Regions from separate parts of the Homo sapiens genome. Here region 1 is linked to region 2. A link is a contact called in ENCODE Hi-C data. All regions are on one chromosome and are shown on one strand. Each heading gives the region's core, a stretch centred on a gene start or an enhancer-like site at or near the end of the contact. The rest is flanking DNA. Distances are from core to core; before and after follow the strand shown.

Evidence for each region. Hi-C counts contacts between places; a loop is a spot of excess contacts on that map. Pooled maps may share reads with other maps.
Region 1: a loop to region 2 is called in a map of aorta, with 2.5 times the contacts of the local background. The contact joins two enhancer-like sites. A Hi-C loop is called at or near these places in 2 of 168 maps with a recorded cell type or tissue (aorta and tibial artery) and 1 of 50 pooled maps.

What each region holds. Positions count from the first base shown.
Region 1 is chr2:19,743,968-19,748,940 of GRCh38, reverse strand. No RefSeq gene overlaps it. Among named protein-coding and RNA genes, the nearest start is that of LINC00954, 120 kb to the left of the region's middle. Within about 2 kb of position 1,845, at least 2 of the 41 ENCODE cell types and tissues checked have a DNase peak (open chromatin) inside an H3K27ac peak, as active enhancers do.
Region 2 is chr2:19,684,983-19,689,788 of GRCh38, reverse strand. The region is part of intron 1 of LOC124905977; the gene reads left to right. Among named protein-coding and RNA genes, the nearest start is that of LINC00954, 180 kb to the left of the region's middle. Within about 2 kb of position 1,693, at least 2 of the 41 ENCODE cell types and tissues checked have a DNase peak (open chromatin) inside an H3K27ac peak, as active enhancers do.

The DNA of each region.
Region 1 (4,973 bases), core at 596-3,095, 59 kb before region 2:
AGATGCTGCCGCCGCCAATGACGATAATGATACTGATTTTGATTTCCGTCTTCTTGGATTGTGAATGTACCCTGCTGTCCGCTGTGACGCTACCTCCTTTCCTAAAGCCGCCACCACTGGCATAAGGTTGCCAGCCACATTTGTAGCTGTTTGCAAGCTCCTCAGAGAAGTGAGATGCATGTTGAGAAGATGCTGGAGAAGAATCAGAGCTTTGTTTAGGGCCTACAGTTAAGGCTGGGACCTCGATTTGTAACATCTGCAATGTGTTTGCAGCATGAAAGATTCTCTTGCACTTCCTAGGCTTGGTAAATGATGGAGACAAAGGACAGCAATGTAGAGAAGCAGAAAAGATGTCAGCCAAAAATGGCAGAGGAAAAGGTCATAGACTGGGCAGAGGCTGCCTGGAAAACAGTGGTAGACCGGGAGTCAGGGCAGGCAGTGGCCACCAAGTTGTTCCACGTTTTGGGCAAGTCTTTCTTCATGCTCATTCTTGATGGTGAGAAGCTCTGTGTCTCCCTCTCTCTCACCTGGACCTCTCTTCCCTGGCTCTGACATGGGAGAGGGCAAGAAGACAGGAGGGAGAAGTGTGCTATGGGAGTACCTAGCCCTGAGCTGCTGGGGACCGAGGTGGACAGGCCCGGCACCTGGAAAGAGACCTCTCAGGCCTGCCTGGGAGAGGCAGGTCACCTGGCTCAGGGCTGAGCAGCCACACCCATTTTGGTCGCAGCCTACAGGAAGTCCTCTTTGGAGCCCTCTGGCTTGCGCCCTCTGTCGTGTGGATTTGGCACATTGCAAAAACAGTGGGCTCCTTGCCCCTTCCACATGGCTCATATGTTTTCGATTCCCTCTCTTCTCTAAAGTGAGCTGGAGATGTTGGTGTCACAGCAGGGCAATGCCGTGAAGCCTGGAAGAAGGGGGGCAGGGCAGTGAGAAGCCTGGGCCTCTGGGTGGGCTGGCCTTTGGAGAGCAGGTTGTTAAGGTGGTCAGCTCCAGGCAGTCGTAGATCTTTGCAGGCCTGACCTGGCCTGTTAAACCCCTGGGGGTGATACCAGAGAGCCCGGAGCTCATTGCTGATACAAATGTAGGCTGCGATTCTGAAGGCAAAGGTGGGCCATGGTTGGCCTTCCTAGAACCCTCTGGCTCCCAGTGGTTGGATGCCCCTGCTTTCCTCTGCAATGCCCCATCCCTCAGGGCGTTGGCCAGTGGCAGTGACTGCTGGCCTCGGGAGCCCAGGCTGAGGCCAGGCCAGTGCCCATGCAGCTTTGTGCTGCTTCTTCATCTGTGGCCAGACAGCCTGGTGGGTGCTTGTTGGTGCCACGAATAACATTTTGCTAGAGTGGAAGCCCAGAAAAATTCTTCTTTTGTTAGGTTTAAGTCTCTCCCTGAGATATCCCTTTTTCCACTCTAAAAATAGCTGCCTAGCACAGTTGCTACATTTGAGTCACCCACTCCCTGCTTAAGTACAGTGCTCACACTCCCTGCTTAAGTACTGCTTAAGTACAGGGCTAGGTGAAGGTCAGAGCCTGCGTCGTTTGCCCCTTCTCCCTTCTCTGTCTCTGTCTCTGTCTCTAAAAACCTCACAGTTAGTTACATGAAACAGTAAATGAACACTTGCTGTTTTGTAGAGCGTCTTCTCTTTGTCTTGCTCTGTGTTCTGCTCAGTGCAGGTAGCAGGTGCCATGCCAGGCCCAGGCCTTGTTTTCTGAGGCTTCTAGAGGGACTCAAGGGGCACTGTAGCCCCTTGGAGACCCAGTTGTACCCTGAGGAAGGGCTGCGAGGGAAGGGAGTTCCTCTCGCCTGGGGACTCGGGAAACTTCCTGGAAGAGGCTCACCCGTGGCCAACCTTGGAGGTGGGGGCATTGCCATGGCATGCCTGGCCCAGCTGGGGTAAAGGCTGGAGGGCCCTGGGTGGTGAATTTCAGCCCTGACCCAAGCTCCCCTAAGTCTTTGCCTTTGTGAGCTGGGGGAGCCTCAGGGCAGGCTCTTCGGTACCACTCAGGTGGGTGAGTGATGAGGACGTGGGCCCGGGGTCAGGCACACGCTGCATGCTCTCAATCCACTTGTGGGTCTGGCTGGGGGTTGGGGCGGGGGCACTGTCCACTGGAGGGCACTGCAGCACCACCTTGGGCCACCCTGGCAGCCCCTCTACCTTAAGAATAGAGCTTGTCTACTTCCTGCAGCAACCTCATGGTCAGCTCTAGAGACAGAGACAGGCCAGGTTCCGCCTGTCTAGCGATGATCTCCTGTGGGGCTGGGGCCTCCAGCGGGGTGCTCTGACACACAGTTTCCGGCACACTAGGCCCAATGTCTCCACATACCCCATGCCTCCCACCTTCATTCACATGGATCTGTACAGACATACATGTTCACCATCACACACAAACATGGGTCCACACATACACATTCCCAACCACACACATCTATACACTGACTGTCACACCATGTCAGTAACACACACACACACACACACACACACACACACACATGCTCTCCCACTGCACTTCTGTGGTGTACGTCGTAACATGACTGGCCCAGCCATGTGCCCCACACATGCAGGCGGCCTGGTGCAGCTGTTTGTGTGGTAGGGCTGATGTCATGTCAAGAAATTTCGTGTTATATTTAAAATGACACCTGTAAAAATAATCGTCAATTTGCAATTTAAATACTGTAATACTCAATTATGTGAACTGACAGGAAGTGCCCCAGTGGCTTTGGAGAACAACACGCTTGTGTGCCGCCACCCTCCAGTGTGCTGGGAGCTGCGAGGTGGGGACAAAGCCCAGCCTTCTTCCTGAGCCACCTGCAAGGTTGCCGGGGTCTAGGGCTTGGTGGCTTCTATACCCTGAGCGGTGCCCAGCGCTGCCTGCTTGCTGTCTGCACATCCCTCTGTCCTCCTCTCCCAGCTGCTTCCCGAGAGAGCACCTCTTGGGGATTTAGCCAGGCAACTCGAAACACAGTTTCCACCCTGGGAAGACAGGAGGCTCTGGCGTGACTTTCAGCCGTCTTCCGGCCTTGGGTTACAGTCTGAACTCTCAGAATAACAGGCCAAAGCCACAATCCCTTGGCCTCACGAGACAATTTTGCCATTCTGCAGCCCCTTTCTCCCTGCCCCTTAGTCTTTCACACGCAGCATAAAGTCTGTAGTTTGCAGTTTCGCAGTTTGGAACCCGCAGCCCCAAGAACCCAGCCCCACTTCCCAAACACCACACCTGTGTCTCCATCTGGCAGCGCAGCCACCCCTGGTCGCCACGGAGCACAAGCGGCAGGGTATACTAAACAGCACACTAATGGTGGTGCTAGCCCCTGCATTCACACCACTCCTGAGAGTCCCTCAGCTCAGCCTCACAGCCCCCAGCCACTGGCCATCCCAGAGCTTACAGGCTGAGCTGCACCCACACAACATCAGCCTGTGGGTGTTCTGCAGGCACCCCATGCTGAGCACACCCACACTGAACACCCTTCTCTCCTAGACTCACTCTTTCTTCCCTTTTCTTTTCTCCCACTGTGAGTGACTGCCCCTCACTCCCAGCTAACCATGCCAGAAAACAGGTCTTTGTTTTTGTCTTCCCCGGCTTCTTTGCCCACCCTGGCACCCCAGCCAATTGGTAACTGAGTCTTGTTTCTTCTACCCTTATGTATCTCTCCTATCTGATTCCACTCAGTTCTCTACATCGGTCCCAGTCTAGGAGCATTTTCTCCTCTGTACCAGCCTCCTTGACTCCAACTCTGTTTCTTTTCCATGGAGGTGGAAGAGCTGTTCCAGAGCAGCGCTGTTCAGTAGAACTTTCTGGGATGACGGAAATGTTCCACACTTCCACCATCCAATATGACAGCTACCAGCCACATGTGGCTATTGGGCACTTGAGATATGGCTAGTACAACTGTGGAGCTGCATTTCAGTTTTATTGAATTTTAAGTATTTAAATAGTCACATATGCCTAATGGGTATCACATGGGACAGGGTGGCTCTAACTTATGACTCAGAGCAGGCCATGCTGCTACCTCCATGCCCTCAGATTTAGAAGAAACGTTGACCTCTGTAGTCCACCTGTGGCCCTACCCCTGTCTCTGGTCTCACATCTCCTGGCTCGCCCTTCCCTTTCTGTGCGCCAACCTACTGGACTCCCCCAAGTTCCCTGAACTGAGCACTCCTCTTTTGCCTACTGTTGGGATTCTCACTGTTTCCTCTGCCTGGAGACACTCCCTCCCATCTATGAGACATGTTCCTTCCTGACCCTCAGGACTCAGTGAAGGCCGCCCCGCCCCCAACCTGGGGCCCTCCCTGTTTTCCCCAGGCTGACCTGGGCCCCAGCTCTGTGCTCCCACAGTACCTGCTGAAGCCGTTAGCCCCCTGTGGGACAGTCACCTGTATCTGTGACTCTCCTTTCCTGGATAATAACCTCCTTGTGTTGAGAATTGGGTTCTGCCCTTGGGAGTCTCCCCCTGCACCTGCCTCAGTATCTTGCACACAGTAGGTGCTCAGCCAGTGTTTGCTGAATTATTAAATGGAAAGACTGGGTGGCCCAGACACCAGCTGTGGCTTCTCAGCAGTGTGTGTCCTGGAAAGCGCAGTTGAGATGGATGCAGAGTAGAGAAATTTTTGGATTCTGTGGTCTGTTTCTTAATGGCCTCAGTTTTCAAGGTAAGGATGCGTTCATGCCTTTTGATTGACAACTCACTACTTGCTCTTCTCTTTCCTCCCCTTTCCCATCCTTATCTTGATGCTGGAGACAGAGTTGTACCAGCCTGTGCCCTTGGATGCCATTCCAGGCAGCAATTCTGAAGACAGCTCTGGGGCTCCTCAGGTCTCTCTGCAGTGCTCCTCCTTCCCCTCTGCCTCCACTGCCCCATCTCACCAGCCCTCCCCACCAACATTTCCTCCAAGCCTCAACAAGTCACCCAAGAGTATTCTAAGGTCCCTGCTGGTCTATCTGACAATATGCAGATAGGCCTTGGTTGCCTTGGCTGGCTGT
Region 2 (4,806 bases), core at 444-2,943:
GTGCAAAAAGAGGTCGAGCTCATTGCATATCCAGCATGGATCCCCTGCCCTTGGCTCTGGGGAATGATCTGGAGGCACTGTGCCGGAGTGCTGTGTGTACTGTTGAGGCTCCATAAATGTTCAAGAGCTGTAGACTTCAGGGCTAGAGGGATCTTTGGAATCAGCCCAACCCAACCCCCTTTCACAAGGGTTCTCAACAGGGACACCCCCAAGTATTAGGGACTAGAATCACTTGGGAGGGCACTTTCAAATTAAATGGACCCCCTCAGCAATTCAGATCATTGCCTCCCAGGGGTGTGTGTGTTGGGGGGGATGGGTGGAAGGTAAATAATGTGTCCTAACCGTGTTGAGTTGGAGCAGATGGGTGATTGCAAACTATAACCCACCAAATTCCATCTTCCAGACCCTGCCTGAATGCCTCTAGCTATGGAACTCTCTGCATGCATAGTGTCCATTTTTGTTGTTAGACAGCTTGACCATTAGAGAGAAGAGCTGCGTCCCTGGACTGATACCATTGGTTCTAGTTCAACGGAGAGACACAGCTTGGAGTCGGACAAACCTGGATTTTAATCTCACTTCTGCCATTTATTTAGACATACACGCTTGTCAAGAGACCTACCACCTCTAAGTCCCTTTTTTCCCTTCTTCAAAATAGGGATAATTGTGGCTACTTTTTGGAGTTGTTGTAGGGATTGCAGGAAATGATGAGAGTAGAGAGCTCATCCTAATGCCTGGCAGTCACTCAGTATCTTGTATTCCAGGGAGCCTGTTGGCTCCCTCTTCTGTGAGGTTGTGCTTCAGGTATGTGAAGATGGTGCTTATGCTCCCCTGCTACTACTTATTACAAATGGGAGCATCAGTCTGTTTTTATTAAACACAGGGCAAGCAGAGCAGGAGTGTAATAGTCCAGTAGATCTGCCATTATCAAGTACACAGAATGGGTGGCCTAAACAGCAGAAATCAATTGTTTTACAATTCCAGAGTCTAGAATTCTAAGATGAAGGTGTTGGCAGGGTTGATTTCTTTGGAGGCCTCTCTTTTTGGCTCATGGATGACTGTCTTCTCCCTGTGTCCTCACATGGTCTTTCTTATGTTTCTGTGTCCCAGTCTTCTCTTCTTACAAGGATACTGGTCATACTGGATTAAGGCTTCCCTAATAATCTCATTTTAGCTTAATTACCTCTGTCTTCGACTACAGTCCCATTCTGAGGTCCTGGGGGTTAGAATTTCTACATATAAATTTCAAGGAACACAATTCAGTCCATAACAAGGTTTCAGAGGAAAGCACAGATGTTTAAGGTAGTTTAGTTGAGCGATAAGCTGAATGCCATTCGTGTTTGCTCGCCGTTGGTTGACCTGCCTAGTGGTCCTATCCTGAGGCCCAGCTGGATGGAAGCCGCCTGCCTGGGCCTGGGCTACTGCTGGCACTCCACAGCGTGGGGGAGCTCTGCCCTCTCTACTGAGTGGCTGTGGAGTGCATTTCCATCGCTGACACCTTGAAATGTTTTATAGGGCAATTCCTGCTTGTCAGCAGCCGCGTTTCTTAATCAGCTCCTCGTTCATTTCTCTAAAGGCGCCTGACACTTTTGACTAGCTCCAGAGGGTTTGGTGTGGGCACGAACATCCATGTGTTCTTGGATCCAAGTGCACTCATACCCTGGGACCATGCCAGAATTCCCAACTTCTTCCATTATTCTTAGCCTTGAAATGGTGAGAGCAGGCATTTCAAAACCAGACTTGGGTTTTTGCAAACATAGTTTGGCCTTCCTGCCTACCTATTTTTATTTCCTTCATATTTGGAAAGAGAAAATTCCCAGACATGGGCCTGGGAATCAGGCCATTCTCAGGTCAGCTTGTAGCTCCAGTTTCTTACTTCTTGCCTCTGCCTTTTCAGAGAAAGCATTGTTTTAGCAAACTGCATTGTGGACTCCCATGAATGGATCAGGTGGTCACCTCTACCCAGTGAAGGGCATTGGAATGGTAGTTCTGGCTCCACCAGCTGCTCTTGTGTTCTTGCAACTGTGGCCCCTTTCAGGTGTGTAGAGGAGCAGAGCTGTTGATATAGCTGCCCCGGTGGAGTAAATGTTATGTCCATTGTTTTGGTTGGAATTACTGTCCCCAGGTACATGTTCATCCTACCTGGTCCTGCACACTGGCAATCTGGCAGCCACCAACTTCATCTAGGATCTGCTTCAGGAAAGTGATTAATATTCAGGCCCATCCCCAGCTCCTGCCCTTCCTTTTGCCATATTGTTTGTCCTGTGGCCTGGGCCACCAGAGCACAGCTATGGCTCCTTCCTTCTCAGCCACATACCACAGGGGACATAAACCCAGAGGAATAGTCCTTGCTGTGGTCTATCTTTCCTGGATGTAAGGCTTGTGCCCCCTGCCTGCCTTTGGTGGTACCTAGGTAATGTCATCTATGGGTGGGGACAGAGGGTCTTTTTCGCTATAAGGAGATAGCTTTGGCAGCAGTGGCTGTTTGAAAGAAGATTGGCCCCAGCCAGGGGAGTTCCTGCAACCCTCATCCATCAGCAACACTGCTTGGGTGTAAGTGAGAATGAAACAGCTGAAAACATTTGTTTAGCTTTTATACACATTTGTTTGAACGTTATTTATTTTTCCTCTCCTGCTGTGCCTTCTCTAGGAACAGGCAGGGAAGCTAGCTTTTTAGATCTCTTCTAGCATTTTGCAATGGTGGTGTGTTTGAGAGTAAGTGTGCATTTATTTAATGAGCCCTAAGTATTAATTTTATTTTCAGGAAAAAATTCATGAAAATGCACCCCCTGCCAACCAAATTCAGTGGACCAAGCACTTTGCCTATTTTGATGGGAGGAGTAGAGGTTGACAGCAAGCCTCGTGCCTGGCAGAGGATGAGGATTAGTGACAGGGGCTCTGACTGTGTAGGAATCTCCAGATATGGCCAGTAGGATTGTGAATTCCCCTGAAACCATGCCAGACAAGGACCAGGTGAAAGATTTCAGGGGTGGATAGCATGGAGAAACTTGGGGTGGCAGAAAAAAGTGTCATCAGTACCCAAAAGGCCCTCTTGTGACCTTCTGTGCGTGGCTGTCTAGTGGACAGAACTAGGACCAATAGGTAGACTTTATGATGTGGCCAGTTTCAGCTTACCATAAGGACCCATTTCCTCATGGAGAGCTGTCCAGCATGGGTGGGGAGTGGAACCGTCAGAGACCAGCTGAAACTACTGAGCTGAGATGTGTGCAGGTGCCCTGAGTGCTGGTCATCCTCTTGCCCCTGAGCTTCCTCCTGAGACTTTGCATTCAGCCTGGAGTGCAGCAGCTGCGTATACTTACTTTACTTCTTAGCTTTGTCCTAGGTCTCTCTTTCCCTCCTTGTTGTCCCCACTGGAGAAGAGACCTTTTGTGATAGAGCTGCAGTAAGGCACAGTTTCAAGGTTGTACTACTTTGTGTTCAGTATTCTATGCTGCCTTCAGCCTCCTACCCCATGCCTACCTCCCTCCCTCCCCTCCCAGCTCCCTTCATGTCTGGCCGTCACCGCAACCTGCAGCATGGGGATCTGTCCTCCCAGCAGCAGGGCCCTGGGTTGTGCCCTTCTCAGGCCCTCACTTTATAGAGCGCACAGTGCAGCAATATTGTTGGAGCCAGGAGAAGTTATGGTCTAAGGAAGAGAGCAGCATGTGGGGACCATTGTGCACTAGAAGGAAATCCAGGACTCTCTTTGATGGGAAAGAGCCTGGATTAATAGGATCTGCCCTTTCTCCCAAGTTCTGGCTGCAGCATCCCACACCCTGCAGATCAGAAGGACACACTGAGCCTTCAGAAAGCTAGCAGGCCCCAGCTCCAGGCAGAATCAGCTCAGCTGTGCATGGGTATAACTGAGGTGATTCAGAGGCCAGGAAGAGTCCACGCCTTCACTCTTGGGTGGCCTTTTTTCTATGAAAGCTTTGGTCTGGTCAGTCACTGCACTGGGAAGAAGGCAGTGTAAGTTGTATGAAGTGTAAGAAGTATGTAAGTTCTGGGAGAACTTACATAACCTGAAAAAAAGTGGGGGTGGCACAGGAGCCAGGGTTGGCCTAGGGATGGTAGGATCCAAGTTTACTAGGTCCCCTCACACCTTGTGGAGTTCTTTCCCTGAGATGAATGTCCCAGGTTAATGGGGTCAGGGATGTGATTGGGACAAAAGTACAAGCAGAGAAGGATTAAAATGTTTGTGTGGTCCTAATTATATGAGCATGGTGACCATGTTGTTCACTGTTAATGGCCTGAAGTATTTAGCATTTCCATTTTTGTTTTAATGAAAATTGTGTGATTTTTACACTGTCATCAACAAAACATAAAGCCTCAGGCTGTATTTCACAATTTATGTAGTAGACCTTGTGCACTTTTGATACTTCCATTCCTAACACTTATATCTATTTTTAGGGGGACATGTAGGGAACATATGATATTTTTTTCTGATGTAGCATTCATGGACAGAAGGAAAGTCACTGAGGTGGCACTTAGCTGATGGGTGAAGAGTGACTTTCTCTGATGAACTTAGGGCTGACCTAGAGTTCAGACCTTGACCCTGGCACCCATAGGACTGGAAAACCTATGAAATAGAATTGACATGGGCTGGGTGCCATGGCTCCTGCTTGTAATCCCAGCACTTTGGGAGGCCGAGAGGGGCAGATCATGAGGTCAGGAGATCGAGACCATTCTTGCTAACACGGTGAAACCCCGTCTCTACTAAAAATACAAAAAATTAGCCGGGCATGGTGGCATGTGCCTGTAGTCCCAGCTACAGCTACTCAGGAGGCTGAGGCAGGAGAATCACTTGAA